2 separate regions of the Homo sapiens genome follow, and region 2 is linked to region 1. Evidence: read pairs that join two places in POLR2A ChIA-PET (ENCODE). Cell type or tissue: PC-9. All regions are shown on one strand. Each heading gives the region's core, and the rest is flanking DNA. Links, peaks and the distances in the headings are about the cores only.

Evidence for each region. Peaks named below come from ENCODE experiments on the same cell type or tissue, not always from the same donor. Only the 100,000 strongest peaks of a DNase experiment are listed, where the experiment ranks them.
Region 2: POLR2A ChIA-PET joins it to region 1 with 5 read pairs; 4 of 35 experiments call an interaction of 5 or more read pairs at or near these places.

The regions. Positions count from the first base shown.
Region 1 is chr11:112,297,019-112,310,702 of GRCh38, reverse strand. The region is part of intron 2 of LINC02762 (long intergenic non-protein coding RNA 2762); the gene reads right to left. Among named protein-coding and RNA genes, the nearest start is that of LINC02762, 33 kb to the right of the region's middle. RefSeq lists an enhancer at 2,588-3,089. In PC-9, for the core only: no CTCF peak of the experiment used is centred there; no DNase peak of the experiment used is centred there.
Region 2 is chr11:112,200,195-112,217,351 of GRCh38, reverse strand. BCO2 (beta-carotene oxygenase 2) reads right to left here. Exons shown (of 12, transcript NM_031938.7): 7 at 16,579-16,739; 8 at 15,162-15,329; 9 at 3,491-3,628; 10 at 2,408-2,590; 11 at 1,022-1,132. It also overlaps the pseudogene MRPS36P4. Among named protein-coding and RNA genes, the nearest start is that of PTS, 18 kb to the left of the region's middle. In PC-9, for the core only: no CTCF peak of the experiment used is centred there; a DNase peak (open chromatin) is centred at 3,301.

The DNA.
Region 1 (13,684 bases), core at 1,776-6,775:
AATCAGAGGCTCACCTTCCTGCATAATCAAGAATTTGCTCACTGTTTGTACTACAGCCAGGCAGGGGTGGAGATTCTATCCACAAAGGTTGAGAAACGACAGAGAAACCATTGGTTCCATTGTGAGGCTCTCCCTAGTCTTTCCCTCAGCCTGTTGGGCAACACTGGCCTGCATCAGATGTCGTGTCAGTGTGTGCAAGAGAAAGAGGAAAGAGGATGCAGAGATATAAAACAAATAAAAGATATGTCAATTCTCTCCCTCAGGAGGGCCCAGAGCAACCCTTTATCAAACCTTACTCGTTGCCATTTTTTTTCCAAAGAAAGAGTATTCCAGACACTCATGTTTTTTATCTCATGGAGACATCCCAGTCTAGATACTTGTCACTTCATTCCAGTTACAATACTTGAGCACACTGTATAATGATTTATTTGTTTACTTGTCTGAGCTCCCTTGAGCTCTTTGAAAACAAGGATCATTTCTTATGTGACTTGATATCACATAGCCCAGCAGAGACCTAAATGAATGTTTGATGAATGAATGAATGAATGAAAATAATCAGAATTGTTGAAAGAGCCTCTCAATTGGTCTAGCTTCCTCCATTCTTTTTGCTCTATTCCACACGGCCACCAGTTTAAATCTGTCTAAAAGCTTCAATTAGATAGACCTATAGGTGCTGTGAAATTACCTCCAAGATATACAGTGAGGTGTAAAAGTAAGATACAAAACAATAGACATGTCTAATTGATTTTAAAGGAGAGTAGGAATATGTACATATATAATTTAGATATCCCTAAATGTTTCCAAGATATACAAGAGAAGGAAAAAAATGTTCCATTCTGGGAAAGAGTTAGGCGCTAGGGATGGAAAGGAACCTTGCTTTTTAGTACATATCCCTATGAATTTTTACCTTGCACATATATGTCTACCTTTCCATTTAAAAAGCCAATTAATAATTATTTTAAGAATTATGGTTAAAATTACTCTCATGCTCAAAAATACTCATCGACTGCCTATTTCCTTCAAGCCAATTAATCTCATAAACCCCAATTTGACTTTCTAACTTTTCCCTGACAATACCCTGCACAGACCCTATGTTGTCATCAGAGCTGCCCACAAATACACCAGTTCCGCCTCCATGCACATGGTAGGGTTGCACTTCCCTGCCCCCCTGAAGTTAGGGGTGGCCATGTATCACACCTTAATGGGCTAGATGGAGGTTGAAGCATACAGAGCCTGTGCTAGGCACCTTCCAAAGCAGTTCCCAGTGACACTCACTTCCTGGCAAGTGTACACTTGTGTGGTCCCTTCCTCTAGAGTGTAAGTGAGGCCCAGCCAATTGCTTCTGGTGACTAGAATATGGCAAAAAGGATGGAATGTCACCTCCAAGATTAGGTAATAAAAGACTGTGACTTCCATCTTGCTGACATTCTCTCTCTCTCTCTCTGGCTCTTTCCACATGGCTTCCCTAATGGAGAAGGTCACCTGCTAATAACCATGTGAATGAACTTGGAAGCTGACCTGGCCTTGTTGAGCCTTGAGATGACTATGCCTCAGCAGACACCTTGATTGCAGTCTTATCAGAGACCCTGAGCCAGACCACTCAGCTAAAGCACCTCTGGATTCCTAACCCACAGAAATGGTGACATTATAAGTACACATTGTTTTAAGCCACTAAGTTTTATGGTACTGTGTTATACAGTGGTAGACAACTAAGATAGAGCCACTGCACCATTCCCTTTCTCCTGCCAGGTGATCCTAAAAGCACAGGTTGAGATGGACCTCATCCCTGAGTGACTATGATGAGCAGGGCAGACTCACACACAAGTAGATGAACGAGATACAAACCTGTGTCTATTGGGATTGTTTGTTACTGCAGCATGACATAATCTATCCTGACTAATGCAGCATGTATGTGAAATCACCATGAAATTTGAAAGCGTAATCCAGATATAAACTATTATTATTAACATCTGAACACTGTTTCTATGTCCTGACCTTTGGACCCCATCTTTCCTCTCCAGTTATTCTCATCAACCATTCTTCAATTGGACCTCTCCCACAAATTACTCTCTAATTACCCTGGGCTGTAGCAATCTGCCCCATCTTCTGAGTACTAAGCACCCACCCCCCACTTTTTCTTTCCTATCACTTATTACAACTGTAACTAATTATATGTGGATCCATTCCATTTATTCAGTGTCTGTCATCTCTACTAGAATATAAACTCCATGAGGACTGGGATCCTGTGGGTTTTACTCATCATTATATTCCCAGCATCTGCCACAGTACCTAACACAAACACCTAAATATTTAAATGAATGAATGAATTTACACATTCTTATTCTCCTCTATACACTCATTTTGACACAACCATAAAATGTTTTGTTCGTTATTTTCATATCTCACATGTTTGTTATGGATTGCACTTCCCAAGTAGATTCTGAGTCCCTGGAGGCATGAATTGCATCCTTCAATTGGCCAGGACACTTCAAAATCATGGCAGTGCCTTAAACATCGTATAATACCTAGAGCCTTGCTCATGGCTGGAGCACAATCACTGCTAAATTCATATTATTCCTTGTGCTCAACAAATTATTGATAAATTAATATAAACAAGCATGTATCAATATAATGGTGTGAATATGATTCTCAAGGAAATAGTAGAGCAAATGAGTGAGGAGTGTGAGATGAGGGCAGATGAGAAAGGCTTCTGCAGGAAGAGAGCTGGAAATATACATTTGTAAAGAGGCAGAGAAACAACATGCATGTAGCTGGTCACTGTGTCAGGCACCAGACTAGATGAGATGCATGTACTATTTTGTTTAATTTTCAAATTAGCCCTATGTGATAAGTTCTATTATCTCCACTTTACAAATGAGGAACTGGAGCACAAAGAGGTTAAGTGACTTGCCCAAGGTCACAGAGATAACCAATGGCAGAAGCAACAACAAACTCAGATCTGCCTCTCTCCAAAAGCCCATCTCTACCATGCCAGAACCTAAGTTTAGATGTAAGCCTGGTTCTGTCATTCTTTGGCTGTATGGCCTTGGGCAATATACTTAACCTCTCTTGACTCAGTTTCCTTAATTTAGTTAGCATTAATCATTGTGCCTATCTCATGGGATGGTTGTGAGTATTAAATGAGATAAAATATGTAAATCACTTAGAACAGTGCCTAGGCCATGGTAGGTACTCAATAAATGTTACCCATTGTTATAACTATTTAAAAACAGATGTCAGAGAAAAACATAATTCCCCTACCAAAAAAAGAATTTTTATAAATGCCCTTTCATTCACATCTATTTTTGTTTGATATTTCTACACCCTAAGCTGTAGGACTGCAAGAAAAAGAGAGTTTTTGGGACAGAAAAAGCCATGTGGGAAACCCAGAAACAGATCTCATCTCACCTGTCCCTATCAGCCTCTTCTGCCCGCCACACGTTGCCCTGTGCAGCCTGGGGTCCCATAGCACCAACTCAAGGTGAGGCACTGGGGGCAGCCTCTCGTGCACTGCCCTCTGACCATCAACACACACCCATTCTCACAGATCCTCAAACAGCATTGGCCACACAATTTGGAGGGCTTAGTGCAAAATGAAAATGTAGGGGCCCCTTGTTCAAAAGGTATTCAGACTTTCAAAACAGCAATAGCAGAACATCAAACCAAGCTGAGGGCCCTTCTAAGCACAGGGCCTTGATCAACCTCACAGGTCACCTATGAAGCTGTCCCTGTCCTCAAACTTCTCCAGAGGGGGCCCAAACAGCTGGGAGAGTCAGAAACAAGTGAGACGCACCATCTCCCACCTTGGCTTCTCCATCCAGGCAAAACCTGACGTGGAAAACCCTTTCCTACAGTACCTCAGTATTTTGATTAAAAACCATGATAAACTTGTGGGTGCAACAAAAGAAGAAATTGATGTTTTAATACAACTCATTACAGCACCTTTATTAACTCCAGAAATAGAAAGAGAATATAAAATAGAAAGATTAGTTTAAAATCAACACTGCGCTGGTAAGGGCAGCCACGATTCCAGCAACATTAATTGCTGGATAGCCTCATTACTGATTAAATAAGAAATCTCAAATACCATTAGACAATTGTGATTAAATGTATGTCATTCTAATTGAATGTGTGGCTTATTGCCTTCCACTGAATCAGCAGGTCACCTTCCTGTTTTGTATATTTGAAAGGGCACAGCTATGCAGTGACAGCACAGAGCCATTATTTCTCAGAGAGCCCTGAAACCCTCGCAGTTGTATCCTAAAATATGGCTGTATGTGCAGGTGGTGAAGGAGTATGCCATACAATAGGGAACCTGAGATGATGAAAATAAATCCCACTTAATGTCACAGCTGGGCACTTTTTCCTCTGATCTCATTACCCAGCTCTGGAGTCACTTGCAGTCCCCCTGACTTTGCAGTCATTTGAGGACTAGGGGGAGTTGGGCATCTTCTTGGTGCAGAGAGGAAGCTCCAGATCCAGCTCAGCAACTGGATCTGGCTGAGATGGTGGGGAAATGAAAAATCTCTGGTCTCATCTCTCCCTCACTTCTGCTAAGGAGCCGGGACAGAAGAGTCTTCTAAGGTCCATCCTTTTTGGTTTCCCAAGGATGAAAATACAAAATTAACGTTGTCACTGCTCTGACTGGTCTTTGCTGCTCACCTATCCCTTGGGACATGGGCTATCATCTCTCCACCCTGCTCTCGGCTTTGCCTGGAATAAAAGCCAAGGTGAAGCGGGACAAGCACCTTGCTGCAGGCCCGCGGGCTGTGTAGTCCCACACAGCACATCACTCCAGAAGGGACCAGGACAACACCAATCCCAGGGCCCACCCTGGAGGAAATCATACAGTAGGTTAGGTCATTCTCAGTTGAGTTTTGTTACATGGCCGTGCACATACGTGAGCGTGCACACACGCACGTGCACACACACACACACATGCACTCAGAGTTACCCCAATCTGCCTAAGCTCCAGATCTGGTCACATCAGTGCCCTGCTTCGGGTAAATGCTGGGTTTTTTCCCACCAGCTGGGCCTTCAAGGCCTCCACCAGCTTCCCCAACCACCCTCTCCCCTTGATCCCCCAGTGACAGCCTATACCCCTGCGCAAGGACTCCCAACAGACCCAGCACAGGGACGCACACGCTGCCTGCTCTGTCTGGAATGCTCTTGTTACAGTTACTGGGAAATTACTTCATATCTTGTTTCTCCAGAGTCCCTGGAAAGGAATGTTTCCCGCTCATAAGAATTAAGAACTGTTCCTAAGGTCTAGGCTCCCCAGTCACCAGAGGGTGGTCAATACGGTTCTATATTTCAGTTCAAATGAGGAGAAAGGAGGGTGGGCTCCAGGGCAGCCTGTCGGTGAGGGCTCAGATTATACAGGCTGCTGGCTGCATGGGGCTGAGTGAAATGAAGTCACCAAGCCTTGGGAGCTACAGAGAGGTGTGGTGAGACTGGTGCCACCCCCAAAGCTGTCCAAGAGACCAGGCTGGTCTGGACATGGCTGTGAGGCAAGATGGGTTCAGGAGGTGCCACAGTGCTAGACAGATGGTGGAAGAGCAGCTTTCAAGAGCAGTCTCAGATCCCTGCAGAGTGGAACCCACAGACTGAGACCCACATCTGTTATGGGGTTCCTGGAAAACCTTGTCAGGGGGGTGCCCCAAGTAATGACTGGTTTTTAGACTTCTCACCAACCTTGACTAACAAGAACTCAGAGCTCAACTGACTTGATTAAATATCTATACTTGACTGGGCACGGTGGCTCATGCCTGTAATTCCAGCAGTTTGGGAGGCTGAGATGGGCAGATCACCTGAGGTCAGGAGTTTGAGACCAGCCTGGCCAATGTGGCAAAACCCCATCTCTACTAAAAATACAAAAAATTAACTGGGCGTGGTGGCAGGCAGCTGTAATCCCAACTACTTGGGAGGCTGAGGCAGGGAGAATTGCTTAAACCAGGAGGCGGAGGTTGCAGTGAGCCGAGATCACGCCACTGCACTCCAACCTGGGTGACAGAGCAAGACTCCATCTCAAAAAAATAAAAATAAAAAATCTATACTTAAGCATCTTGGAGCAGCCATACCAAGTACAACTTTCCCCTTCTTCCCACAGGATGGGCTCCTCACCTCTTCCAGGAAGTCCTCCACACTGCTCCCGCAGCCACTCATGTCCATGCTGCTAGTAGAACACCGACCACGTGGCTCTGGCAAGTAGGGTATGTACAAGGCTCTCCCAGGCTACATTAAGCCCATCCTTGGTCCCCAGTACCTAGCAGCCTGCCCAGCACATAACACATGCTCAGGAAATATTGAAGGCAGGAAAAACAAAGAAGGGAGGGAAGGAAACTTCAGCTGCCCAGGCCCCCACCAAGCTACCTCCTACACATCACCAGACCCAGAACTCCCTCAACCACCCCAACACCTCCACCAGGCCCTGCCCCATATGCCTGTAACACTTGGGGTACCCACTACCATGCTTGACCCACTTCAAGGCAGTAAAGCACGCCAGTCATAAGCCTGACGTCTGGAGCCAGCTCATCTGGGTTCAAATCTCAGCTCTGCCACTTATCAGCTGTATGACCTTAGGTAAATTATTTAACCTCTCTGTGCCTCATCTGCAGCAAACTATATAAAACAGCACCTGCTTCTTAGGGTGATCATGAGCGTCAAATGAGTAGAGCGATTTTGAAAGGATACATGGTACTTAGGGAATGTTATCTTATTATTGCATTATGATTATCTACTTAAAAACTCATCCCCCCACTAAACCAGGAGTGCCCCAAGGGTAAGAATCATGTCTAGGTTTTTTTTTTTTTAATATATCCAGAACTTAGCACAACCCCTAGACTGGCTTAGAATAGGCATCAGTAAATGATTGCTGGATGAATCAGTAAATGATGCAGATTCTAGGTAAGAGCAGAGAGCTCTGGCAAGCCTGTGGAAGAGAGGACCTGAGGGCTGTGGGTTGGCTTTAAGACTGCTTGGTAAGGGACAAACAAGTTTGCAGTGGGCTAGGAGAGGTGGGCGTGAATCTCCAGGGGCACTAGGGCCTCACTGGAGGATTTAGAGGACCTAAAGTATCAGGAATTAGATGGTAGGATATTGGAAAGGGACAGAGACAGAAAATAGCTGCATTTCCCTTACTTTCTCCCCGTTTGGCATTCATGTCCCTCTCCTCTCCTTTTCTCCTTCTGATTACCTCTTCCTCTCCTCCCATACTCAGGAAGAGCAAGACATAGCAAGCCTAACAAAGAAAAGTGCCTTGGATCACTACTATTGTATAGGTAGAACACAGACAAAAAAGGGATATACTCAAATGGCCATCCCTCCTGGCCAGGATTTCTGCAGGCAGGGAAGACATCAACAATTCTGTACACCTGAAATACGTGATGCGGGAAGAACCATCACTCGATGGACAGCCTGCCCTCTCGATGCTCATATAGGAAGGCTTTCTTTAGACTTTCTTTTCTATTTCATCAATTCTTCTTCAGTACAAAACAAAAATCATTAACAACTCACTTGTAATTTATAACTTTCCCAATTTCAAAGCTCAACATTTTTTTGTTTTTTGAGACAGAGTCTCACTCTGTCACATGTTGAAGTGCAGTGGCATGATCTCGGCTCACTGCAACCTCTGCCCCCCGGGTTCAAGCAATTCTCCTGTCTCAGCCTCCTGAGTAGCTGGGATTATGGGCACACACCACCACGCCCATCTAATTTTTGTTTTTTTAGTAGAGACAGGGTTTCACCATGTTGGCCAGGCTGGTCTCAAACTCCTGACCTCAGGTGATCCACCCGCCTCAGCCTCCCAAAGTGCTAGGATTACAGGCATGAGCCACCGCGCCTGGCTCAACTTTTAAACACACTTAAAATACTCTGTCCTAACCAGGGCCTCAGATCTAGAGCACAGAACCCCTCTGCAAAGTCTATCAATGCAGCCAAGAGAGGGTCTGTTGGATTCCAGAGTGACAGTCACCTCAGAGGAGAGTTTCTTCACATTAGAATTAGAAGTGAAAGGGCCCAGTCTGCTCGGGTTTAGGAATCTCATTTCATTCCTGCTGTGCACTGCAGGCTGGTAGGTGTGACAAATTGTCTTATCTTTGTCTAACCTTTGTTGAACCCATGCTTGCTTCGGGGTTTAACTTTAATATATGGCTTCAGTTTAATAGCAAAGTGCTTCTCTTAAAATGTCAGATTGTAAAATGCTGAGTCATTCACCAAGAAAAGCCTGGTCCTGAGTGGAAATTAGAATTGCTGGGGCACACAGAGCAATACCACATATCTTCAGCCTAAATAGAGGAGACAGAGCTTAAGTTCAGATCAAATTTAGAAGGCAGTGCTGAGCTCCAGTGGGGCTGTTTGCTCTGAAAGACAAGAATGAATCAGATGGAACGATCAGGCAGCAGCTGAAATATTGTCACTCTTGAAAGTAAACACAGTGGCAAAGATGTGGTGTTCAACATTTTATGTACTTAACAACTGACTAAACTGTACTAAATGAGACCAAAATATGAAGAGAACCAAGCAAATAGTGTTCCAGATGTAAGAAGTGATACAATCCTGCCAATATGCCTACAAAGTTCTGTTAATTTTGTTTTATACCTATATTTGTCTTTATATTTATATATGAATTAAATTCCACAGTAATAATTATTTCAGGCCAGGCACGGTGGCTCATGCCTATAATCCTAGCACTCTAGGAGGCCAAGGTGGGTGGATCACTTGAGCTCAGGAGTTTGAGACCAGCCTGGGCAACATGATGAAACTCTGTCTCTAAAAAAAATACAAAAAAAAAAAAAAATTAGCCAAGCGTGGGCCTGGCTGTCCCAGCTACTTGGGGGGCTGAGGTAAGAGGATTGCTTGAGCACAGGTGGTCGAGGCTACAGTGAGCTGATTGCACCGCTGCACTCCAGCCTGTTTGACAAAGTGAGACCCTGTCTCAAAAAAAATAAATAAATAAAAATAAATTATTATTTCAGGCTGAATTATTAAAGAATCCTAAAATCAGAGGGCAGAATATGATGAGAAACAGGATATCTAGAAAGCATCTCTCCACAAAATGCTTTACTAAAGTAAAAATAGTAACTTTATGGTAGAGAAATCTGGCAGTCCCCACCTTAAACAGGAAGTCAAAGTCATCACCAATAATAAAACAAATCGATGATGTGCTCCTTAATATGATGCTCTGGGAAAGACACAACATCACTTCTGTGATATTCTTGCCAAAAATGTATGACCTGGATTTAGATCTCAAAGAAACATGACATAAACCCAAATTAAGGACGTTCTAGATGATAACTGGGCAGTATTTTTCAAAAATGTCAAGGTAATGAGAGACAAGGAAAAATTAAAGAACTATCGCAGATTATAGGAGACTAAGGGGACGTGAGAGCCAAAGGCAATGTGTGGCCCTGGGCTGGATCCTGGACGAGAAAAGGACAGTATTGGGAAAACTGGCAAAACTCGAATTAGGGCTACAGATTATATCATAGTATCTTATCAATGTTAATTTCCTGATTTTGATCATCATACTCTAAGTTATATAAGATGGTAACATTTGGGGGAATCTGGGTTAAAGAGTGTATGGAAATTCTTTGTACTATTTTTGCAACTTTTTTTAAAAAACTGAAATTAATTCAAAATGAAAAGTTAAAAATAAATAAAGCTTTAAGTGAATTAGAGGATCTCAATTTAGCAGTTATAAGGATGAGGGGAGAGGACTCTTCTTCTGCAAAGCCCTTACTCCCCATTCTCAGATAAAAAGAATTTTGGTAACTGTGAGACATAATAGAACTATCACAAATGTATGAATCTAGCTATATAAATAAAGCAGCATACGTCACCATTCTTTTTTTCCCCTGTAATTGTGTAAAATCTGCAAATTTTTCAAGATAGACAACTACAAGCTTTAGAGCTACAAGAGCTGGTATAAAGTAAGGTGGAGTGCTGTTTCCCATCCGGTAAGACAGGGCCAACACCGTCACTGGGAAGCCAGGAGACTTTGGCTGAGTTTCTCTTAGCTCCGTCTCTTCCTCCGTGAAATGGATTCATCTTAATGCCTGCACTAAGAGATGTGAAAGGGCAGTGCAAAAAGCGTCACTGTCCTCCTACTGCACAGCAGCGCATGGCAATGCTGCCACCGTTCTAAGGAGCATGTCGGGCACTGTGCCACAGCTTGCCTGGTTGGAGGGGACAGTGAGCTAAGTAACCAGTCTCTGGGACAGCCGTATCTAAGGTCTCTAGCCTCAGTCTCCATCCCTCACCCTGTGGTTTCCTCATCCCACTGAGCAAGGCGTGGGATGGGCAAGAGTCCACCGCAAGGGACCAGACAAGCTCCACGGCCCATTATTTGGGACTTCAAGCTGCCAGCTCCCTGCAGCCTCCCCAGTCCACTTTCACGTTCTCATCAGCATACTCCCCGCTGTCAGGCTGCTTTACTGGAGGCACGATTTACATTACACATCAACAACCTAGTGCCACAGGCAGCAAAGGCAGAGACTCATGATGGGCAGTGCCTGGGTCTGGCAGATGATGAGATGGGTGAGCTTGGGCCCCTCAGGACTCTTTTGCATGGAGAGTCGGTGGGAGCCTGCTGGTGTGTCCGTTCCATCCCACGCCTCAACCACAGGGAAATCTCATTCATTCCCCAACCACTCTACTCACCCTGCTGCCACCAGCTCCTTCTTGATCCACTAGGGCACAAAAAAAAAATTGCTTTTTGCTCTTGAGGAAGATGCAAAAGCCTATAGTTCCTGCAGGCCCCACATTCCCTCGCTCACAGGGCAGGGGCTAGACAGGCAGCATTTGTTAGTGTCTCCCATCAAAGTCACTTTCTGACCTGGCTGTTCATCTCTAACCTGCCTGTTCCTGTTTGCCAGTCTGTCCTCCAACGGCAAATGGAGAGCAGCGAGGCTGCCTTTCAGCCCTCTGGGTGCTGCTTTCCCTCCCCTAAACATCTAAGAAGACAGGTGTTCATTGAGCCCCTCTTCTCTGTCAAACCAGCAATAACTCTCTCAAAGAAACCTGCAAAAGGGGCCCACATGCCTGTAATCCCAGCACTTTGGAAGGCCAAGGCAGGTGGATCACTTGAGGTCAGGAGTTCGAGACCAGCCTGGCCAACATAGTAAAACCCCATCTCTACTAAAAATACAAAAATTATCCAGGCGTGGTGGCATGCACTTATAGTCCCAGCTATTTTGGAGGCTGAGGCAGGAGAATCGCTTGAACCTGGGAGGTGGAGGTTGCAGTGAGCCGAGATGGCACCACTGCACTCCAGCCGTCAGAGTGAGACTCCATCTCAAAAAAAAAAAAAAAAAGAAAAGAAAAGAAACCTGCAAAAGGTTTCAAAGTTCAACAAATAGGAATGCAAGTTCTGGTCCTAGAGCCTGCTTGCTGTGCATTCTTGGGTGAGTCATTACCCTTTCTGATTTCAATTACCTAACCGGTACCATAGAGAAAATCATGTGTACCTTGCAGGGTTGTTCTGTGGCTCAAATGAGATGATGTCTACAAATCACTTAGTGCCACGTACAGCACATGCTGGATATTCAATAAACGCTTAGTTCCAACCTCCTCGATAATAGAATGATTGCTTATTGAGCATACCAGTCTCTGATGTGGGTACCTTACCTACATCATCTAATTTAATCTCACAGTAAACCTATAAGGCAGCAATCTTCATCCCTTTACATGTGAGGAGACTAAGGCTTAGGGAGGTCAGGTAACTTTTGCTCAAGGTCGTACAGCCAGGAAGTAGCACAGCAGGACTCAAATCTTCTGATCCCAAACACCAGACATTCTGGTCTTCACAGCACAGCCTCCCTCCTGCCTTGGCAGACCTTAGAACTGGGCTGACATCGACAAATGGGGCAACTGGAAGGCACCGGCCCTGGCACCAGAAGCAGTGCTGGAAGGAAGCCCAGTCTGGGAGCCACAGGAGCAAATCCAGTGGTGGGAGGGAAGGGGCACCGCGGCTCAGGGTACAACCACACAAACGGGCGGAGTCCCACACCAGCATGGCTGGGGAGTGTGAGTGTGAATATCAGCTGTCCACTTGACTGGACTGAGAGAGGCCGAGGTGGCTGGTGAAGCATTGTTTCTGGGTGCGTCTGTGGGGGTGTTTTCAGACGATGTGAACTTGGGAGTTAGTGGACTGGGAGAGGAAGACCCACCCTCAACGGGGAGGACACCATCCAGTCGGCTGCCAGCACGGCCAGAGCAAAGCAGGCAGAGGAGGGGGCATATTCAGCTTACTGAGTTTCCTCTCCGCCGCCCCATCCCCTCTCTCTCTCCTTTCCCACATGGGATACTTTGCTTTCTCTCCTCCTGCCCTTGGCCATCAGACACCAGTCCTTTGGCCTCTGACTCTGGGACTTGCACCATCAGCCTGCCGGGGGCTCTCAGGTCTTCAGCCTTAGACTTGGGGCTGCGCTGTGGGCTCACCTGCCTGCTCATTCCTGGTTTTGAGATTTCAGATTTGGACTGAGCCAAGTTACCAACTGTTCTCATTCCCCATCTTGCAGAAGGCCTGTCATGGGACCCTTGGAGAATCTAATACAAAGAGGGTGGGGAGAAAGGCAGGGGGGCCATGTGGAAAGGGGAGAGTCCACCTGAGCACAGCTGGGGATCCTGGGTCAGGTGACACCCAGCCCTGCAGGTGGTCAATATCAGGGAGGTGTATTGGTCAGATTACCTTACTGTTCAAAGGTGGTTCCAGGACCAGCAGCACCACCTGGTCGCTGATTAGAAATGCAGAATCTCAGGCCCTCCCAGACCTCCTGGTTCAGAATCTGATGTTTAACAACAGCCACGGGTATTTCTTATGCACATTAAAGTTGGAGAAGCAATAAGTCAGAAGGTTACTGATCCCCTGCCATGAATTTGGGGAAAGCAGAGAGCAGTGGTTCTTAATCTTGGCTGGACTGGTTATCCAGATCCTTGTCCAGATTACAGCAACAATAACAAAATCCGGCCCACGGGGTTGCTTGTGAAGATCAGTGGCCCAGCACCCATGAACGCCCTTGTAAACTATAAAGTGCTCTAACAGTGGTACCTACTCCTTTTGCTTTTCCTGTCACATTTCCTCTGCTGCTTCAAAACCAAAGGAAGTGAGGCCTCATTTCTTCAGGTTTTGTCATTTAGTTTAACCCTATTTCATCCCACAAAGTCCGCAGAAGGCACAGATGAGAAAATCACCCCCTAGACCTGCCTTACTTCTGCTGAGTCCCTGCCTACTGCAGTTCTTCTCACCTCCTCCTCCACCCACCAAGGTACGTGAGACACTGGAGGAAGAGGAGAAAATGCCAACAGGTCTGATCTCCCAGGCGTAGAGATTTACAAAGCAGTCAGCACTTTTAACTAAAAGTCTTGTTCAGGATACACACAGACATTTATCATGTGGGCAGGGCCTAGCGCTCTGGTTGGATCTCAACATGGAGTCTCTTCTTTTATGTCAGATCAGGATGGGCCAACTGCAAACTGAGACAGGAGGGTCTGCTGGGAAAAAACAGGACCTGGAGAAGACCTGTGTTTAAGGCTTAACCCCAGCTCTGCCTCTAACTTACCTTATATGATTAGATGGATTATTTAATCACTCTTTCTATGTTCCCACCTCTCCTGCTGCTGTCAAACCTCAAATCTCTATTAACCATTGGAATTTTGTTAGAAAGTGATGAATAGTCCATGCAAA
Region 2 (17,157 bases), core at 1,329-6,328, 93 kb after region 1:
AGAAAGAGCAAGACCATGTCTTACACATCTTCATACCTCTCCCCAGAACCTAGCACAGTGCCTCACCTATACACTCACAAATTGTTTCCTCAGTTGCTGAACTGGACTGGAAAGGATATCATGGCTAAAGAAGTTCATACCTACAGCAAAGAAATTAAGTTGTTTCTATCAATCACCTTCACAGAATTTCTTTGAGTTTAATATTTTTGCTTGTGCCTTTCCAATCTTCTAAAAGACAGAAACTCTTTCTTCCAAGTTAGAAATGCCTCCATTTTGTGTTACTTTGGAGCTGTTTAAAGGCCAGCATTGCAAGGCAGATTGAGATCTGCCAAATCTAATTCCAGGAATGGCAAGTGCATGGCATGAGGACAAAGTCCTCCTAAAGCCCATGGCAGATATCGCTAATTGATCACAGCCTTTCTTACTGAACCCTTAAAAGGCCTCAGAGCCCTGCACCCCAGGCAGCCACTAATAATTAATCAAAGTTGATACTCAAAGTGAACCTATTTGCCATAAGATTGCCCTAGACAAGAAGTCAGATAGTGCATAGTGTTATTGGGACACTGGACCAGGACTGATGACATTGGACTTGGAGGTCAGTTCATTGAAATTGGCAGCACACATGATGATATAAACATTAGACTGGAAGTCAAAAGACTTGGATTTAAATACTGGCTTTACCACCAGGAGATCTGATGCAAGTCTACTTCAACTTGTTTACTTTACAAATTCCACATGTATAAAATGGTATCCCACAAAGTTGTTTTGATAACTAAATATGTGTAAGTAGTTCGTAAATAACAAATTCCTTTGCAAATACAAATTGTTATTATGGCCTTCCAAACAGAACTTTAAAACAATAAAATATGGATTGAGATAAAAGGGTATGTAAATAGTAAGGAGGGGAAGAGAAGGGAAAAGGAATCAAAGTAAACTATCGACAGATGAGTGTGCATCCTTGATTTATCAGATGACTCAGTGCTACTTTTCTTTCTGACTGGTGATAGGGAAATATATTTACCTGGTTGGGAGTGATCACCACAGAAAGAATAACCCCACCATCTTCTTCATTGGTTCCTGGTGCTGGAACAAAAACAGGTTCTGAGGGATAAAAGCCATCTTCTCTCCAAACCTGCAAGTCCCAAAAAAAGCATTTGATAAAAGGCAAGTAGTAAGTAGGGAGCTTTCTATGGCTTTTGTCACTCCAAGCATGAATTTGGCTGTGATGTAGTTTGGATGTGTGTCCCCTCCAAAGCTCATGCTGGAGTGCTGAGCCCAGTGCTGAAGGTGGGGCCTAGTGGGAAGTGCTGGGTGATGGGGGCCAGTCCCTCATGAATAGCTTAGCACCATCCCCTTGGTGACAAGTGAGCTCTCGCTCTATTAGTTCGTCTGAGAGGTAGTTGTTTTAAAGGAGCATGGCACCTCCTCCTCTCTGTCTTGCTCCTACTCTCTCACCATGTGGCATGAGGCTCCCTCTTTGCCTTCTGCCATGATTCTAAGCTTTCTGAGGCCTCATCAGAAGCTGAGCAGATGCTGGTACCATGCTGGTACATCCCACAGAACTATGAGCCAAATAAGCCTCTTTTCTTTTTCCTTTTTTTTTTGTTTTTTTTTGTTTTTTTGTTTTGTTTTGTTTTGATTTTTGAGACGGAATCTCGCACTGTCGCCAGGCTGGAGTGCAGTGGCGCAATTTCAGCTCACTGCAACCTCTACCTCCTGGGTTCAAGTGATTCTCCTGGCTCAGCCTCCCAATTAGCTGGGATTACAGGCATGTGCCACCACGCCCAGCTAATTTTTGTATTTTTAGTAGAGACAGGGTTTCACCGTGTTGGCCAGGATGGTCTTGATTTCCTGACCTTGTGATCCATCCCCCTCGGCCTCCCAAAGTGCTGAGATGACAGGCGTGAGCCACCACACCCAGCCTAAACCTCTTTTCTTTATAAATTATCCAGCCTCGGGGATTTCTTTATAACAACACAGAACAGACTAACACAGGCTGTCAATAGAATATTCCAAAAGTAAAAGAATCAGGCCTACTGAGTTGAATATGGGAGAAAGAGAGGGAGTCTTTGCAGTCCCAGATTCCATCACCATCAAACACAATTTGTGTAACTATAATTTGCCATCAACTTTAAATATAGGTGTCCTAACAACCCTAACCCCACAATTGCTCCCAAAATAACATCAAAATCAAACATAGAATTATTTTGCTGGGCCTGGGGTCAATTTGGATTCCCTAGAAGGAACATACCCCTAACTTAGATGATTTCATAGTTCTCAAATAAAAGAAAATGGCTCAGCTGCTTAAATACTGAAGAATCTTAAGAGCTACTTTAAATAAAACAAACTAATTCAAAGGGAAGAACAGGTCTCTGAAAAGTTCAAAAAGGAAAGAGTTTTTCATCACCTTCAGTGTCTTATTCACCACATCAACCTTGATCAGAGAATCCCCCACTAAATGCCGAAAGCCACAGCCATAAAAGAAATGATACTTTTTGCCACTGAATCGATCATAGTAGATCTGAGGAAATTCAATGCCTCCTTCCTTTTCTAGGTCCTCCTGATGTAGATTTTCATGAGAGCACCAGATCTAAAAGAGATTTCAAAAGGATTTGTAGTGGTTGCTTAATTCTTATTTTCCTCTTATGTAGGTCAGTGAGGAGCCTCATACCCTATAAAGGTTTGTGACAGGGCTTGGGAACTGAGGTTCTATGTCATGTTTTAATATTGTTCCTCTTTCCATCATATGTGTGGATGCATAATGATTATCAAGTTTTATTAATAAGCTGTCAAATGACATAGGAGGTGGAGATATGCGTTTTATTCTTCTAAAGCTAAGGCATTGACAGCTACACAATGATAGGTCTGTGCTAAGCACATATTATCTAAAAGGTGGGGATTGCAGCTGGACGCGGTGGCTCAAGCCTGTAATCCCAGCACTTTGGGAGGCTGAGGCGGGCGGATTACCTGAGGTCAGGAGTTCGAGACTAGCCTGGCCAACATGGCAAAACCCCATCTCAACTAAAAATACAAATACATTAGCCGGGCGTGGTGACAGGTGCCTGTAGTCCCAGCTACTCGAGAGGCTGAGGCAGGAGAATTGCTTGAACCCAGGAGGCAGAGGCTGCAGTGAGCCGAGATAGCACCACTGCACTCCAGTCTGGGCGCCAGAGCAAGACTCCATCTCAAAAAATAAAAATAAATAAAAAATAAAAGGTGGGGATTGCTAATGCCAAGCTCAAATGGATAGACATTCCACAACCATTAGACAGTTCCATATCTCTGTTTCAAAGCACAGGAAGGATAGATAAACACTGTGTTCATTCCCACTGTTTCTGCAATTCTTGTGCAAGCGATGTTACATAACCTTAACCTGCTCGGATGAATGTTATAAAAGTTATTGGGTACCAGACATTTTGGAAAACAGCTAAAGAATAAAGTAACACCATTAAAGTTCAAAGTCTTAGTCTAATGTCTGTTCATAGCATACCGTTCCATCAGCCTGTTTCACAGCACTGGCTGAAGTATAGGACAATGGACTCAGGTTGTCTCCCTCAGGGGCATTCAAACTGACATTTAAAGGCAAAACAAACCTTCGAGGGAAAGATTTGGCTGCTGAATTATGGACCTGTTTGGGAAGAAGAAAGAGATGAAAATTGTCATTCATATGGTAACAGTATGTCCCAATAATTTAGATCCAGTCAACATCATTGGCATTCCTAAATATTTAAATAAATGATAATTTCCATTCATTCATCTACTTAATATTTGTTGAGTACCTACTATAGCCCAAGCAGTTTTAGACACTGGAGATACAGTCATGAATAAAGCAAAGTCTTTGGCCTCATATAATTTATATTCTAGTGGAGGAATGATAATAAAGAAATTTAAAAATTATAAAATATTTGTGGCCAGGTGCGGTGGCTCATTCCTGTAATCCCAGCACTTTGGGAGGCCAAGGCAGGCGGATCACCTGAGGTCTAGAGTTCAAGACCAGCCTGACCAACATGGAGAAACCCTGTCTTTACTAAAAATACAAAATTAGCCGGGCATGGTGGCTCATGCCTCTAATCCCAGCTACTCGGGAGGCTGGGGCAGGAGAATCACTTGAACCTGGAAGGTGGAAGTTGCGGTGAGCCGAGATCATGCCATTGCACTCCAGCCTGGGCAACAAGAGTGAAACTCCGTCACAAAAAAAAAAAAAAAAAAAAAAAAAAAAAGTTATTTAATTAGCATCAAATAAACAAATGATTATATAACAAAGAGTAAGAAACTAGAGAGTAACAAAGGGTGCTTTCCTTCTTCAGATTTGATCAGGTAGACCTCTGTGTGGAAAAGGATCAACTTAGTAAGCCTGGGTTGCTCAAACCCTGCACTATTTCAAGAAAGACTTGTTTTCATGACTGACCTTGGGCTGGTTGCTGGGAACTGAGCTCTTGGGATGTTCTGTCTGATAAGAGTGTTCTTGCATGTGCCAGTCCTTAAGTGACTCTGCAGTAGTTTGTCCAGATAGTTTATGCTAACAATGTGATTTATAATGAACACCTCCATTCCCTTGAGGATCTGGAACATCAGTAACTGAGGGTCATCATGTAGGGGTTTTATGCTTATATGATTCATCCCCAATAAAAACCCTGGACAAGCAGGCTTGGGTGGGTTTCTTTGGCAGACAACATTTTACACATGTTGTCACTAGTTCCTGGAGGAATTAAGCATGTCCATTGTGACTCTACTGGGAAAGGACTCTTGGAAGCATGTACCTGGTTTCCTCTAGACTTCATCTCATGTGCCTTTTCCTTTTGCTTATTTTGCTTTGTATCCTTTTACTGTAATCATGAGTCATGAGTATGACTATATAGAGTCTTTTTAAAAATTTTTAATAAAGATGGTATCTCACTATGTTGCCCAGGCTTGTCTCGAACTCCTGGGCTCAAGCAGTCCTCCTGCCTTGGGCTCCCAAAGTGCTGGAATTACAGGCGTGAGCTACCTCGCCTGACCTATTTTGAGTCTTATGAATCCTCCTAATGAATTATCAAACCTAGGGGTGATCCTGGGAACTCCCAACACAGCTTCTCCATAGAGATGATGTTTAAGCAGGAGACCCAAATAAAGTAAGTGTGTTTTTCCTGACAGTAAGTGCTTTAAGCCCATTTTCCTCTCTGAAATACTGTAGGATGGAGAACAAACTGCACCATTTCCTCCCATATACCTAGTCTATATGATCTCTGTAGCATGCAGAAATATTTTTAGTGAGTAAAGATTTAGTGCTATTCTTAAGATTCATAAAGTTATTAGCTTTTTTTTTTATAAAAGGTCACCATGGCTTCAGAAGTTACCAACTTTTTAAAAATGACTTTTAATTATATTTACAATTGTTTTCTCTTGCAAAACCATAGCTAACCCAAAAGACGCTTCAAATAATGGTAGATTACATTATATGGATCAACTACCCCATTGAAAACAACTAGAAATTATGGACAAAATGTTTAAAACAGCTGCCTGAAGGCACTGGTGAGCTAAAAAGACAGTGAAGAACAAAGGGGCCAGGTTTGGGATGAAAAGGAAACCCACAGAAACCAACTGGATACTGGGGCAAGTTTTTCCCTAACTACTTAAACATATGCTCAACATCATTAGTCATTAGGAAAATGCAAATCAAAACCACAATGAGATATCACTTCACACCCATTAGGATGGTTATTATTTTTTTAAAACCCAGAAAATAACAAATGTTGGTAAAAACGTGAAGAACTGGAACTCTTGTGCATTGCTGATGGTAGAAAAATGCTGTGGCCACCGTAGAAAAATAGTTTGGTTGTTCCTCAAAAAGTTAAACACAGAATTACATGATCTAGCAATTCCACTTCTAGATATATACCTAAAAGAACTAAAAAAAGGAATTTGGATATTTGTATGCCAATGTTCATAGCAGCATTATTCATAATACTCCAAAGATGGAAACAACCCAAGTATCCATCAACAGATGAATAAACAAATATTGTGTGTGTGTGTGTGTGTGTGTGTGTGTGTGTATACAATCGAATATTATTTAACCTTAAAAGGGAATGCAATTCTGATACATGCTACAACATAGATGAACTTTGAAAACATTATGCTAAGTGAAATAAGCCAGACACAAAAGGACAAGTATTGTATGACCCCACTTACATGAAGTACCTAAAATAGGCAAATTCATAGAAACAGAAAGTAGAATAGAGGTTACCAGGGACTGGAGGTGGGGGGAACAGGGAATTATTGTTTAATGGGTACAGAGTTTCTGTTTGAGATGATGAAAATGTTCTGGAAATGGATAGTGGTGATGTTGCACAACATTGTGAATTTACTTAATGCCACTGAATTGAACACCTAAAATGGTTAAAATGGTAAATTTAATGTTATATATATATACTTTCTACACCATAAAAAAAGAAATAATACAGAGATTTCCCATATATTCGTCATCCTTTTTTGCCAGTAGGAATGTCTTGCATAATTATAATATAATATCACAACTGGGAAATTTACATTGATACAATCCACCAACCTTATTCTAGTTTAACATGCATTCGTGTGTGTGTGTGTGTGTGTGTGTGTGCGTGTATTTAGTTCTATGCTATTTTATCATGTGTAAATTCATGTACCCACCACGCCACTCAAGATACAGAACAGATCCATCACCACAAGGATCCTTCACGCTACTTTTTGATAAGGGTATAGCCATAGCAACTCACTTACCCCTTAACCTTAAAGAGAAGGGCTTTTCAATAGTTTTGAGGGCTAGAGTGACAAAAGTTTGAATTTACGATTTTCCAAGAAGAGGAAGGCCTAGTAAACCTCTAGTCCTTTGGGTTGGGACCTCATAGGTCTGTACCCTATGAATAAGAATAAACAAGAAATAGTCCAGCTCTTGCATGGACTGAATCCTGCTTCAAATTATATAAGCAAGTGAAATTCTTCTCTAGAGGAAAATAACATCATCTTGTGTCTCAAAATATTTCCACAATTTTTAAAACACAATATTCTGCAAATGAAAGGAAATAACCAGCACATGAAAAGACAAGGCAACATGATTAAAAACCAAAATAAACAACAGATAACAGAAACAGAATCACAGAAGATCCAGATACTAGTTATCAGACTTTAACTATTCTAAATATGTTTAAGGAAATTATTTTAAACTGAGAATTGTGGTAGAGAACTATAAATTGGAAAAGAGAACCAAATCAATATTCTAGAACTGTAGATCTGCCTATAAGGAAATTTTCAAGTCTGGAAGGCTTTACTGTTGAATTATTCCAAATATTTAAGAAATAATATCAATCCTATACAATATCATCCAGAAAGAAGGAAAACAGAGAACAATTCCCAACTCATTGTATGAGACTAGAAAAACCACAAAACCAAAACCTAGTAAGAACATTATAGAAAAGAAAAAAATTAAAGGGCAATTTTATTCATGAACATAGATACAAAGAATTCTAAACAAAATAGTAACAAAGCAAATCCTGCAATATATTTAAAAGCAAATAAAATGCGACCAATTGGGATTTACTTCAGGAATGGAAGGGTAGCTTAACATTCAAAAATCAATCAATGGCTGTTATGAACATTTTTTAAAGAATCAGTCAATGTACTTCACCATGTTCACAGAATAAAGGATAAACGTTATATGATTATCTCAATAGTGCAGAAAAAAAACAGTTGATAAAGTCCAACATCCATTCATGACAAAAAATCTCAGTAAACTAGGAGTAAAAGGGAACTCTCCTAATCTAATAAAATGTATCTTTTTAAAAAGTTGTCCACACAAAACGTGCTAACAAATATTTATAACAGCTTTATTCATAATTGCCAAGAATTGGAACCAACCAAGATGTCCTTCAATAAATGAATGAATACACATTTCAGCGATAAAAAGAAATGAGTTCTCAAGCCACAAAAGACACAGAGGAACCTTAAATGCATATTGCTAAGTGAAAAAAGTCAGTCTGAAAAGTCTACATACTGTATGATTCCAACTATGTGACATTCTGGAAAAGTCAAAACTACAGAAATAGTGAAAAGATCAGTGGTTTCCAGGGGCTGAGAGGAGGAAAGGGGAAGGGACGAATGGGGGAGCACAGGGAGATTTTCAGGGCAGTGAACTATTCTGTATGATATTGGTAGATACATGACATTATGCATTTTTCAAAACCGGTAGAACTGTACAACACAGACCTAACCATCATGTAAAGTATGGACTTTAGTTAGTAATAATGTAACACTCCTACATTGATTCATCAGTTGTAACAAATGTACCATTAGCAGGAGAGGGAAATATGGAAACTCTCCATACTTTCTGCTTGATTTTTCTTTAAAAGTAAAATTGCTCTAAAAAACAGTCTATTTTTTTTTGGAAGTCCTTTATTGTAAAGGTAATTCTTTTGTCTGATGACAAACAGCAGCCACAGTGATTATTCTGGATCTCCACAATGGACAAATTCAATTTCTTCTTGAGACACAAGTTTACTTCTATATTTCTGAGGTAATGTTTTCATTACTTCTGCAGTGTCTGGTACATCCACAAATCCAGTAATTTACTTCCCTTAGAATGCTGGGAAATTGCAGAATCGTGAGATGGTTGCCCTGCTGATCTCAGAGCTTCTGGTACATTGGGTTTAGGATTGTCTCTTCCAGCAGGGAAGCTTATTAATGGAGCATGTGGCTTGACTACCTGAACGACACTGCTAGCAGATGCATCTTGCTGCCCATCATGACCCCCGAGAAGGGACAGTTTCTATTATATTTTTTTAATCTACAGCCACAGCATGCTTCATGGTAAAATGCTGCAAGCTTTGCCTCTCAGATTGGGAACAAGTTAAGGATGCCATTATCATCACTTATATTCAACACTGTACTGAAGATCCAGTGAAATAAGACAAAAAAAAAAAAGCCAATATACAGCTTACATGTAGAGTTAGAAAAGGAACTATCATTACTTGCATATGATATTATAGATGTAAAAATCTAAAAGAATCTATAATTATTAGAATTTGTAAGTGTAATTACTATATTAGTGAATATAAAATCAACAAACAAAAATCAATTGCCGGCCAGGTGCGGTGACTCATTCCTGTAATCCCAGCACTTTGGGAGGCCAAGGTGGGTGGATCACTTGAGGTCAGGAGTTCAAGACCAGCCTGGCCAACATGGTGAAACCCCATCTCTACCAAAAAAATATGAAAATTAGCCAGGAATGGTGGCACATGCCTGTAGTCCCAGCTACTCAGGAAGCTGAGGTGGGAGTATTGCTCGAACTCAGGAGGCAGAGGTTGCAGTGAGCTGAGATCACACCACTGCACTCCAGCCTTGGTGACAGAGTGAGACCGTCACACTGTCTCAAAAAAAAAAAATTGCTATATAGCAACACTAACATAAAATGAAAGCAAAAAATAAACAACATTTAAAATAATGTAAAAAAAAAACCTAGGAATAAATCTAACAAAAGATGCAGAAAATATGTAACCAGAAAACTATAAACATTGAAAGAAATTAAAGAAGTCTCAAATAAATGGAAAGATATATTGTGTTCACGTACTGGAAGACTCAACATTGTGTAAAGAGGTTAGTCCTCTCTCAAATTGATACATTGGTTCAGTGCAAATAGAATTAAAATGTGACCATATTTTTGTGTGGGGAACTGACAGCTGATTCTAAAATTTCTACAAAAACGTGAAGGGCCAGGGATGGCCATGACACTCTTTTCAAAAGAAAAATATTAGGATAACTTGACACTAAACCTTAAGACTTTTTTAATGCAGTGCACAAGTAACCATAAGTAGAAACAATGGAACAGAATATACAGTCCAGAAACAGAATAATGCATATACAGATACTTGACTTCTCTAGAAGATAACATAGGATAATATTTTCATTACCTTGCCATGAGAAGATGTCTAAAACAAGATGTACAACGTATAAGTCATAAAGGAAGAGACTGTATACTGGGCCATATTAAGTTAAGAATGTTTATTCATTAAAAGGCACTATTAGGATAATCTGATAAAGATAGCTAGAAAAATACCTATAGCAATTTTATATTTAATAATGAATTATTAAACATTTTTCAACACTACCTATTCAACTTCTATTCACTATCTTGCACTTCTATTCAACTCGAAGTCCTAGCTGGTACAGTAAGGCGAGAAAAAGAAATAAAGCCCTAAGTATTAGAAAGAAAGCTGTCATTATTTTCAGGTAACATGACTGTGCACATAGAAAATCCAAAATAATCTGTGGATCAACTATTTGAACTAATAAGTGAATTTAGCAAGATCTCTGGATATGAAGATAATATACAAAATCAATTGCATTTCTATAAAGAGCAACAAACAGAAAATGAAAGCTTAAAAGATACCATTTACAATAATTTCAAAACACACAAAAAGAAATGTAGTATCTTTATACTGAAAACTATAACTTTACTGAGAGAAATTTTAAAAGACCCAAATAAATGGAGGGATATTCCATGTTCATGGATTGGAAGACTCAATATTGTAAAGATGTCAATTGTCTCCAAATTGATCTACAGTTGCAATATTGTATCAGGTTTTTTCCTTGCAAAAACTGACAAGTTGACATCAAATTTAAAAGTTTCTGCACAGCAAAGGAAACAATCAACAAAACGAAAAGGCGACCTATGGGCTGGGGAAAAAAATTGCAACCACATATCCAATAAGGAATTATACTCAAAATTTGTATATTTTTAAATTTTTTTGTAGAGATGAGGTCTTGCCATCTTGCCCAGGCTGATCTTGAACTGCTGGGCTCAAGCAATCCTCCCACCTTGGCCTCCCAAAGTGCTGGGATTACAGGCGTGAGCCACCACACCTGGCCTCAAAATTTATAAAGAACTCTTACAACTCAATACCAGAAAAACAAATAACCCAATTAAAAAATGGGAAAAGCCGGCCGCCGCCCCGTCTGGGAAGTGAGGAGCGCCTCTGCCCGGCCGCCCACCGTCTGGGAACTGAGGAACACCTCTGCCCAGCTGCCGCCCCTGCCGCCCCAGGAGTGCCTCTGCCCAGCCGCCCACCCTCTGGCAAGTGAGGAGCGCCTCTGCCCGGCCGCTGCCCTGTCTGGGAAGTGAGGAGCGCCTCTGCCTGGCCCCCACATTGTCTGGGATGTGAGGAGCGCCTCTGCCCGGCCCCCGCCCTGTCTGGGAAGTGAGGAGGACCTCTGCCCAGCTGCCGCCCGTCTAGGATGTGAGGAGCGCCTCTGCCTGGCCGCTGCGCAACCTTCCAAGTGTGAAGTGACAGCCTTGTGTGTGATCTTTTCTGTCTTCCCCAAGTTTGCATTTTCAATATTAAAGTTTACTTTTTAATTAAAAGTTAAAAATAAATTAATTAATTAATTAATTAAAAATAAATAAAAAATGGGCAATGGACCTGAACAGTCATTTCTCCAAAAATAGAGGCCAGGTGTGGTAGCTCACACTTGTAATCCCAGCACTTTGGGAGGCTGAGGCAGGAGGATCACTTGAGCCCAGAAGTTTGAGAAAAGCCTTGGCAACATAACAAGGCCCCTGTCTCTACAAAAAAGTTTTAAAAATATTAGCTGAGTGTGGTGCCATGCACCTGTAATCCCAGCTACTTGTGAGGCTGAGGCAGGAGGATCATGCATGCCCAGGAGTTTGACAGCAGCCTTGGCAACATAATAAGACCCTGTCTCTACAAAAAAGTTTTTAAAATATTAGCTGAGTGTGGTGCCACGCACCTGTAGACCCAGCTACTTGGGAGGCTGAGGCAGGAGGATCACGTGTTCCCAGGAGTTTGAGGCTTCAGTGAGCTATGATCATGCCACTGCACCCAGCCTGGGCAACAGAGTGAGATCCTGTCCCTAAAAGAATAAAATAAAAAATAAAATAAAATTTGAAAGTCCAATAGGCATATAAAAAGGTGCTCAACATCACTAACCATAAGGGAAATACAAATTAAAACCACTATATAAAACCTCACACTCATAAGGATGGCTATTATCAAAAAGACAAGAGATAACAAATGTTGGCAAGGGTGTAGAAGAAAGGGAACTCTAGTACATTGTTGGTGGGAATATAAATTGGTACAGCCATTATGAAAAACAGTATAGGAGTTCCTAAAGAAATAAAAAATACAGATGACCCTTGAACAACACGGAGTGGGGTAGAGGTGCCAACCCCCTACATAGTCGAAAATCCACACATAACTTTTGACTACTCAAAAATTTAACTACTAATAAACTATTGTTGACTGGAAGCCTTACCAATAACATACAGTTAATTAACACATATTTTGTATTTCATATGTATTATATACTGTATTATTACAATAAAGCAAACCAGATAAAAGAAAATAAGAAAATGTTATTAAAGGCTGGGTGTGGTGGCTCAAGCCTGTAATCCCAGAACTTTGGGAGGCCAAGGTGGGCAGATCATCTGAGGTCAGGAGTTCGAGAGCAGCCTGGCCAATATGACAAAACCCCATCTCTACTAAAAATACAACGGGCATGGTGGCAGATGCCTGTAATCCCAGCTACTCGGGAGGCTGAGGCTGGAGAATTGCTTGAACTGAGGAGGCGGAGGTTGCAGTGAGACGAGATCACGCCATTGCACTCCAGTCTGGGCAACAAGAGCAAAACTCTGTCTCAAAAAAAATAAAATAAAATGCTACTAAAAGTCATAAGGAAGAGCAAATATATTTACTATTCATTAAGTGGTAGTAGATCATCATAAAGGTCTTCATTCTCATTGTCTTCACATTGAGTAGTCTGAGGGGGAGGAAGAAGAGGGGTTGGTCTTGCTATCTCAGGGGTGGAGAGGTAGAAGAAAATTTGCATATAAGGACCCATGCAGTTCGAATCCATGTTGTTCAGGGTCAACTGTACAACATATGACCCAGCAATCCCTCTCCTGGGTATATACTCAAATGAGATGAAATCACCACCTCATGAAAATAGCTGCATTCTTACGTTCATTGTAGCATTATTCATAACAGTCAAGAAACAGAAACAACCTAAATACCCATTGACAGATGAATGGATAAAGAAAATGTGATATATACACACAATGGAGTATTACTCAATCTTAGAAAAGGAGATCCTGACGTCTGCTACAACATGGATGGACCTGGAAGACATTATGTTAAGTGAAACATCCAGACACAGAAAGAAAAATATTCTATGAGGCAGGGCGCTGTGGCTCACGCCTGTAATCCCAGCACTTTGGGAGGCCAACGCAGGCAGATCACCTGAAGTCAAGAGTTAGAGACCAGCCTGGCCAACATGGTGAAACCTGGTCTCTACTAAAAATACAAAAATTAGCCAGACATGTTGGTATGTGCCTGTAGTCCCAGCTACTCGGGAGGCTGAGGTAGGAGAATCACTTGAACCCGGGAGCAGAGGTTGCAGTAAGCCGAGATCGCGCCACTGCACTCCAGCCTGAGTGGCAGAGTGAGACTCCGTCTCAAAAAAAAAAGAAAAGAAAAAAAAATTGCATGATCTCATTTTTATGTGGAATTTTTTAAAGAAAATCTCAAATACACAGAGAAAGACAATGAAACAGTGGTTACCACCAGAGGGGAGGGGAAGGCAAAGACAAGATGTAGCTCAAAGGATACCAAACAGTAGATATGTAGTATGAACAAGTCTAGAGGTCTAACGTACAAACGTAAGAAATAAAGTTAATAAGATTGTATTCTATCAGAGATTTTTGTTAAACAAGTAGATTTTAACTGCTCTTGTCACACAAAAAAGTAACATGTGAGATGATAGATATGTTAATCTGCCTCACTATACTAACCATTTTAATATTTACATGTATCCCATAACATCATGTTGTAAACCTCAAATATATACAATGAATTTTATTTTTAAAACAAGAACAAAAACAAAACCTGATAAATGGATTCTAAAATTTATAGACATGCAAAAGGCCATGAAAAACCCAGGCAATCTTAAAACAGAAAAGAGATAAACAACCACAGATGTCAAGACCCACCATAAAGCTATAAGTAAGCTTAGTAAGGCATAAGTAAACTTAATAAGTACTATTTTACAAACATTTAAAAAGACAATTATAGCTAAAAAATAAAGCTACAGCTAGAAACAATGTATATTACATAATTCAAGGAAAAACTTTACCTTGGATTCAGCATCAGGAAAAAGTGAATCCCTTCAACTAGGTGGACTGATTGACGGTCTACTTTGCTATTCCTTCTAGCAAACTTTGGTGCTTAAGTGTAATAAGGAAATAAGGAACTATCACATATGCTTTTTTTTTTTTTTTTTGGAGATGGAGTCTTACTGTGTTGCACAGGCTGGGGTGCAGTGGTGCGATCTTGGTTCACTGCAACCTCCACCTCCTGGGTTCAAGTGATACTCCTGCCTGAGGCTCCCAAGTAGCTGGGATTACAGGCACCCACCACCACATCTGGCTAATTTTTGCATTTTTACTAGAGACGAGGTTTCACCATTTTGGTTGTCCAGGCTGGTCTCAAATTCCTGAGCTCAAGTGATCTGCCTGCCTCAGCCTCCCAAACTGCTGGGATTACAAGCGTGAGCCACCGTGCCCAGCCACATATGCTTTTAAACACATATCTTGGCTCTCTTTGCCATGTTTCTTACTTATTAGGTATTAAATAAGCTATTTCAAATTATTTTTAATATTAAATAAATGATGAAGCTGTGTCTTCAATGCTTTAAAACTACTCTCTCTCATTATTTGCCACAAGGAGACAAGAGAAACACGTAATTCCTAGGTCAGGCATGGTGTCTCATGCCTGTAATCCCAAGACTTTGGGAGGCTGAAGCAGTCAGATTACTCGAGGTCAGGAGTTCGAGACAAGTCTGGCCAACATGGTGAAACCCATCTCTACAAAAAAATTAAAAATTAGCAGGGCATGGTGGTGCGTGCCTATAATCCCAGCTACCCGGGAGGCTGAGGCACAAGAATCTCTTGAACCTGGGAGGTAGAGGTTGCAGTGAGCCGAGATCGCACCATTGCACTCCAGCCTGGGTGACACAGCAAGACTCAGTCTCAAAAGAAAAAAGAGAGAGAGAGAGAGAGAGAAACATGTAATTCCAAAGCCAAAGCCAGATCTTGGAGTTCAAAATTATTTTGATGACTCTTGACAAATTCTAATGTTTACCTGATCAAGCCCTTCCCCAGCCTTCCTGAGATTCTGTAACTGGTAAACTTCTAGGGTTCTTCCATTATCTTGACAGCACAAATCAATTATAACACAGCCCTGGTCCTCAAAGGCATTGATTTGATGAAATGTAACAAAAGGTTTGCTGTAGTATCTCCCTGGAAGGAGCTGCAGGGGAAAACACAAACAATGAAAAAAATTTTTTTTAGTTTTCTTCTTTTTCCCTTTCCTTTAGGAAACAGGTCCAAAAAGTTCAAAATAAGAAAATTAGAAAGATTTTCCCCTCTGAAGTGGCAGGTCCAGTATATATAAAAGTAGAATACAGAATGTAGAAGCAAATATGCTTTGATTTAAACATTGCTTGCTTAAGCAATGAACTGGGTCTATTTGATATAGACCAATCAATTGTTATAACGAACTTAAAATCCCTCATGAAATATAGCCCAATGTTTTGAGTGATATGTAAATCTTGGACTCTAACTGCATGGTTAAATAGAAAATATTGCTACTCAGTATACTGATGATAAATTCAAAGACTAATTTTTTTTAAGGTGCAGTCATTACTAAATTTTTTTTTGTAATGAGATCCAGATAGAGTAAATTTAAGATACTATCTCTTTAGAGAGGTAAAAAGTAGGCAAATATAATAGCATTATGAATCAGGAGTATAAAAAGATATTCAATCAACATGCTTAGACTTTAGTAGGATTGTCATAGTCACATATTAAGAAGCCAGAGAATTGGGCCAGACGCAGTGGCTCACGCCTGTAATCCCAGCACTTTGGGAGGCTGAGGCAGGTGGATCACGAGGTCAAGAGATCGAGACCATCCTGGCCAATATGGTGAAACCCTGTCTCTACTAAAAATAGAAAAAAATTAGCTGGGTGTGGTGGCACACACCTGTAGTCCCAGCTACTCGGGAGGCTGAGGCAGGAGACTCACTTGAACCCGGGAGGTGGAGGTTGCAGTGAGCTGAGATCTCCCCACTGCACTCCAGCCTAGTGATAGAGCAAGACTCCATCTAAAAAAAAAATCTCAAAAAAAAAGGAAAAAGAAGCCAGAGAATCAACTAATTAAAGTATTACTGCAAAAATTACAGAAGATTTCTGCACGAACAACACCCTCTTTAGCAACTATTATGATATGGAAAAAGTCCATGCTAAGAGAGTTTCCTGGATGCCATTTTAATTGAATCAGATCATTAAAAAGATAAAATCATTTCCTATAATTCTCTAATATGCAAAATCCATCGTACTAATTAATAAGTAGCTAGCTCAACCTATAGAAGAAGGTAATATCCTTGATTAAAAGTGTCTTATGCACTTTTAACCAGGGAAGATTTTTAAAAAATCAACTATATGGAAATTTGCCTTTGTTTCCAACAATTTTCATGATAAATATACTCAAAATACTCCACCTGTCCAGTGCGTTTTTCCACCACATGAAACCGCGTATTACACTGGGGTTCCCAGCTTATCCCATCTGAAAAGGCCTTTCCCCGAATTTTAGAAGTGGCAATTTTCCACAGGTTCATCTTTAGAGGTTGTTCAATGAAAATTATATAGTTCCTTGTCATTCCTAAAAGGTTCCAGCAAACAATAAAAATGTTATTTGGCAAACTAGAGTTGTCTGAAATGTGCCAGTTATGGGGACTTGTCTGAATGCCTGGACACGTTACTGATGCCCTAAACAAATGCCAGCCAGAAATACATGTTTACTGTCTCCCAGCTTTACTATACGTATTTCCTGTTCCTTTATAAAAAAGGGAACTGCTTAGAATAGCTTGGGTTGCATGTTCTCAGCTTGCTTTTTATCTTTTTTTCCTTTTCTTTTCTTTTTAAATTATTTGGTTTAGGAACAAAGTAAAAAAGTATAGTATTAAAGTGTCCTTTATGATCTTTACATGTATCCTTTAATCCTTTTCCTGCTTATACTGGGGGTAAGAATCTAGAAGCAGTTTGGCTATAATGATTTAAAGTACAGAAAATAAATATTC